2 separate regions of the Homo sapiens genome follow, and region 1 is linked to region 2. The links are chromatin loops, found by intact Hi-C in ENCODE. Cell type or tissue: IMR-90. All regions are shown on one strand. Links, peaks and the distances in the headings refer to the core of each region. The heading gives the core; the rest is flanking DNA. Region 1 has its middle 240 kb from the start of RBBP8. Region 2 overlaps LOC124904265 (a long non-coding RNA gene).

Region 1 (2,919 bases), core at 216-2,715, 130 kb after region 2:
CCTATTCAAATACAGTGCTTTGTTTTCTCCATAACATCTCTTGCCACTGACATATACATTTGTTTCTATACTGATTATCTATGCACACTAGACTGTAAGCTCCATAGGAGATGACCTTTGTCAGTTTTGTTCACTGCAGAATCTCTACCTACTAGAACAGGCCTGACACATGGTACACATTTAGTGGACATCTGCTGAATGAATCAAAAAACAAAATTATGGTGAACCAAGAGCTGGAAGGCAGAATAATGCCAATTCAATTGAATCTTTCAAGGCTCTTAGAGGTCATTTGCTATAACTTTATCATGTCACTTTGAGAAAACCAATTTGGAGCCATTGAGAGATCTACTGAAAACTCACTGCAAGTTACTAGTAGAAACTAGAATGCTAGCCTCCCAGACTACTTTCTTCCAATATGCCATCATCTCTCTTAGTGTTCCCCCAAATTACTCTCTTCTTTATTAATCATGCCTTTCATCTTAGGATAATTCAACCATTAAAAAAGTATTCTTACATTATCATCACTAAGCTAAGGTATTGAACTCAACTCAAAGAAAGAAACTGAGACCCAATGAAAGAGGAATTTCAAAGACACTCAAACAAATAACGAAGCTTAGAATTAAATAGAAAATGGGAAAGGTCTTTCCTACCACTTAATCCACATCCCTGCTTCCATGCCAAACTAAAGTCATCACATGCCCCCTTCCATTTGCCTTTCATTGTTCCCATTAATAGATTAGAAAATTGAGGCAGAGACTAAGAAGAGAGAATTGTCCAGTAAAACTAACATAGAAATGCAATTTCGTGGTGGCTTATGGTCATGATTACACAGAGACATTTACTGAAGAGGAATAAATGAGGAGGCATTTCATATCTAATAACCCAACTTTCATCTCTAGTCACTTCAAGTATTTAGTATGTGTGAAGGAGAAGGACACTAGAAAACATGTCAAGCTGGCTTACAGGCACCAGATCTGAGAACTGGAGGATTTCTTTAACCATTCAAGTTCTGTTCATTTGCTATAAACAGCAAATCTGGCTCTTAGCCCCACTCTTACAGTGGAAGATTAACATGATAACAGTTGCATGACTTCCTCTCCCTAAAGATTCATCTTTAACTTCCTTTGGCTAAATCACAAAGTGTGTTTTTCATTTATTGTTGAGCGAAAGAGAGAATGTAGTTTCTTATAACCATCCCCCCAATTAAAAAAACACTCAGCTTAAGAAAACAAACTTAAGCAATAGTCATTTTTCAATTTGTCTATAAAAGTAGACATTTTAAATTTTTCATTACAGAGAAAAGTTTTTATTTATTTTAATACTACTTGAAATAGTTTCAAAGTGTTGGGAAATAAGTGCATGAATCAAAGGCATATCCAAAGAATCCTGTAAATTTCAGTGAAATCCTGTTTGCCACAGATTTGGAGCATTTTTCCTCTGTCCTTTTGAACTTGTTTCTGTTCTGCTGCTCTTGCAAAATATCCTTATGTATAGTTTAAGACCTCTGGCGGGGAAGTTCTCTTCATAGCTCACTTGCAAATCATTCAGTGAATGGGTAGAGATGTCTGTGGGTGGGGAAGGGAGCTGAGTAATCTTCATATCAGCCTGGCTCCTTTTTTCCCCAAGATCCTAAAAGAGCATTACAGACCCAGAGACAGCTGGCCTTATTTGTAAGAAAATTCAAATCTAACATAAGCTCCCAGTACCAATATATAGAATATGGATAGGCACAGGCCTTCAAATCCCACTGGCCTTTAAAATGTAAATAGTACTAGCGATCATGAGTGCAATAAAAACATGTGAGTAGGGAGTAGGGGGAGGGAATGGGACTAGGATGAATGGATCCTCTTTTGACTCCAATCTCTGTTTTAATATTGAAGGCATGGAGTTTTTATCACCCAATCCCAGCCTACAGCTGATGGCTAAAATTCTGGCCACCCAAGAAGAATCTTAAAAATATAATGAAAATATATTGTTAACAAATGGTCTTCTAAGATTTGGTAGTGTGTGCGCACACTGTGGGGCTAGACTTCTCAGTGCCTAACATCAGGAATATCCTTAACCCATCTGGAGACTTGTCAACGCTACTTAAGAAGGTCCTTGGGGCCCCATCCCAAATTTGAGAGTCTTTCCTCTCTGAAATCCAAAGGGGGAGCGAGAGTCATTTATCTAGAAAATATATGACCAACGGTTGAAACTTGGCATGATGTCAACTCAAGTATTCTCTTACTAGGCACACAAAAAAAGTCATTTGGAGAAGACAAGGCACCTGGAAACACTTCTATTCTGCCTTGATTCAATTCAATAGGTATTTACTGAATTGAACAATACATATTTCTAGGCTTGTTGACCCTTCTCAACACCATAACCTAATGTGGACAACGGGTCTTATGAATAAAACATATGTAACCATCTCCGCTGAAGAAGTCAAACGTTTATGACCCCCAGAATTCTGAGCTTCTGGTCCTGCAGTCCAGGCATCTTAAAGACTTCCGGCATTCTGCTAGTGTTACATTCATTCATTCCATCATAACTAGCAAGCTTTTAGGGCAAAGAATGAGGATTCTTCCTTTGGTGAAACTAGGTTTGCCATAACTGTCTACTCACTAGCACTCCTTAGGTCACAAGTCACTACATCTAGACAAGGGAAAAATTCAAGTGACTCCTTCATGTAGTTGTCATTGAAAGATGCTAACAAGAGACCATTTTCCCAGGGCCATTGACAATAAGATGTTTTGCTGAGCATGCAGTTGACATGAACTCCACACACAGACACCTTCGGCCAACTGTCAGCACATTTGAAATTCACACCTTCCTGCCTGTCATCCATCATTTCTCTTCATGGCTCCCAGCAAAGATGACTCCAGGCTTTCTTGAATTTGTGCACAGGTTGCTGTTTAAGCTTCCCCCAATCACTGA
Region 2 (2,919 bases), core at 320-2,819:
CCATCTCAGAGTGGGGTTGTGACTTGTAGGATAGACATGAATATGATGCACCCAGCATGGCCATGCGTGGGAGCTCCTCCGTCAGGAAACGTGGTGTGTTAGATAAACTGGAAGAGATTCAGAGAGGCTGGAAATTGGGGGCAGGAGGGGGATGGTTAAGGCGGTAAAGGCGGTTTTTTAAAAGACAGGAAAAAAGGGTTAAGCAAGGAAACTCCATAAGGACCTCATAGGCCCTGTGGAAGAGTCAAAAGTCATTTAAGTGTTAAGCAGGCTTGTTGCATAATTGGATTCACGCTTTAGAAAAGTTACTCTTGCTGAAGCACGAAGAATGAATTGAAGGGGGGCAAAGCAGAGGTAGAAAGACCAGTTACAACATCTAAGTGAAGGATAACAGTCGACAATGAGACACATCAATGGATTTGGGAGGTGTTTAGGAGTAGAATTTGTAAGACTTAGTGATTGCCTAAGGGGATGTGGTGAGGGGAACAATGAAGGAAGAAGAAGAACCTCTAATGACTGCCAGAGTTTGGCTGAGGCTTTCAAGGGAATGGCAACACCACCCAATGCGGGAACAGGAGAGGCACATGAGGGATGATACGCATCAATTCAGGTTTTGGTGGATTGGGTTAAAAATATCTTTGCAAGATCTTTACTAGGTAGCTGGAGAGATACCATTGAAGACCTGTTCTATGTATAAAATCTGGAGTGGCCAGCACAGACAGTAATGAAGCTGAAGGCATGTTGTGGGTGAAAGGGGTGTCTAATAAATAGGGACGGAAGGACACTTGAGTGTTTGAATACTCTGTTCATTTTTGGCAGCTTATTGCGAATTCATGTAACAATCCTTCCTAAGAGCAAGTTCTGGAGGAAGGAAGTATGAATCGCTGAGTTTAAGGATGGGGGGTGGGGGTGCAAAAATAATCAAAGTGGAGAAATAATTCTCAGAGTTACCTTCATTATTGAGTACTTACTATGTGCTAGGCCCTGTACCGAGTACTTAATATACATTGTTCTACTGTATTTCATTTAATTCTTACAACAAGCCTACATAAAGTAGATACTATTATCTCCACTTTATGTTAACAAGAGCTGAAGTTTGGAGATTCTATTACTCTCTATCCCTGTTGTTTAATCTGATAGCCGCTAGCTGCAAGTGGCTGTTAGGAATTTAAAATGGGCAACAAAGAAACTTAATTTTTTATTTAACTCCAAATTCTCATTTAATTCAAATTTTATTTTATTTCACATTAGTGTAAATTCACACTTAAGAACTAACACTGGATTCAGTTATTGAAAAATGCTTAAATATTTTTGGAACAATGTGAGTATGTGAATCAATTTTTTCAACTCTAAGTTTTATGAAATGTAACTACAGATCAAGTATTTCCAATGAAAAATTTGTGTCTGAATTGAGATGTGTTGTGAGTGTAATTTTTCGAAGATTCACTGTGAAAAAATATATGAAATATCTCATTTATAATTTTTATATTGATTACATATTGAAATAATGTTTTGAATATATCAGATTAAAAATATATTGTTAAAATTAATTTCACCTGTTTTACCTTTTCACTTTCTTTTATGTGACTACTGGACATTTTTCAATTCCCTAAGGGAATTGAGTTCCCCGGGGCTGACGGGGAGCACGGCCTGGGCAGCCCTTTCCCGAGGATGTCCCAGTGGAGACGGGCTCACACCGAGGTGCGCGCACATGCGCGTCTGCGCGGTCCGCCGCGGGTGGACCGAATCTCACCCCGTGCCCACGACCGGCGGGCTTTCCTGTTTGCCTTTTTGAACTCTGTTTTCTTTGAGTCTTGGAGAGAGCCAGGGGCTGTGATGTCACTGTATAAACAGAGGGAAGGGTGGGGGCGAAAGTTGCATTGGAGCGAACCCGGCGGTGGAGGAGGGCTGGTGGGAGGATGGGGGTGGGGAGGGAGATTTTTTTTTTAAAAGTGGTTTGGTCTCGGGGGTGTAGGGGCAGCGGGGGACTCTGCAGAGTCCCGATAAAGAAACAGAATGGGACTGCCAGTCCCTAACCTAGGGGCGGGGAGGGGGACGTGGCTGGAAGAGACAGGGGTTGGTGGGGGGAGGTTGGAAAAATATGGGACGCCTAGAGCTAATTCCTCTGATTAAAAATGCATTAGTTTGGAGGTGTCAGGGACACGCAGCTGTTTTCAAGGAAAGCCTGGCTCCAAGAGGTCCTCCCCGGCCGGGCCGCCTGGCGGCTCCATCCCGGGTGGGTGTCAGCGAGCGCGCAGCCCCCGACGCTTGTCCTCTCCCTGACAGGGCCCTGGCCAATGTCCTGCTGCTGCGGGTCGTGGTAATTTACATCCTCTCTGTGTACATTAACTTATCTGCAGCCGCGCTGGCTGCGCTCCTTCAGTCAGCCTGTCTCCTGCGCAGCCTGGGAGCCTTCCCCGACCCAGCGACCCACCGGGCGGCCGGGGGCGACTGGGGAACCCTGGGAATCACAACAACCGCCCGGTTCCGACCCGGCCCGGACGCCCGCGGGGGCGGGGGACTCTGTGGGGCCAGGCGTGGAGGGCCGGCGAGCCCGGCTCGGGCAGGGCAGAGGCGGGCGGCCGGGGGCTGGCGGCGAACACTTAGTGGCTAATTCATGACTCATGACTCATGCGCAGGCTCCTCTTCAGTGACAGCCGGGACAGTTCCTGGTTATTTGTAGCCCCCCGGCTTTCATTTCGCTGTAATTAAGCAGTCATTTGAGGGTCATTTCATCCCCGTTATAGGTTTCTCTGTTTTAATCATGCTTTGAGTTCCAGTGGGGGCAGCAGGGAGTGGAAGGGGAGGTTGGGAAGGAGGCGTGGAGGGCAAGAGGGTAATCGTCTCTGAGAACGCGTGCACTTTTCATAACTCTTCCCGTGACAGGCCCTGGTGCAGGCTCCGCAGACGCCGACGCCC

Evidence for each region. Peaks named below come from ENCODE experiments on the same cell type or tissue, not always from the same donor. Only the 100,000 strongest peaks of a DNase experiment are listed, where the experiment ranks them.
Region 1: it touches region 2 in a loop (13-fold over the local background); 20 of 110 quality-filtered maps call a loop at or near these places.

The regions. Positions count from the first base shown.
Region 1 is chr18:22,691,061-22,693,979 of GRCh38, forward strand. No RefSeq gene overlaps it. Among named protein-coding and RNA genes, the nearest start is that of RBBP8, 240 kb to the right of the region's middle. In IMR-90, for the core only: no CTCF peak of the experiment used is centred there; a DNase peak (open chromatin) is centred at 1,511; H3K27ac peaks cover 1,577 bases.
Region 2 is chr18:22,557,316-22,560,234 of GRCh38, forward strand. All of the region lies in intron 2 of LOC124904265 (a long non-coding RNA gene), which reads left to right. Among named protein-coding and RNA genes, the nearest start is that of CTAGE1, 140 kb to the left of the region's middle. In IMR-90, for the core only: no CTCF peak of the experiment used is centred there; a DNase peak (open chromatin) is centred at 1,836; H3K4me3 peaks cover 1,267 bases; H3K27ac peaks cover 1,226 bases.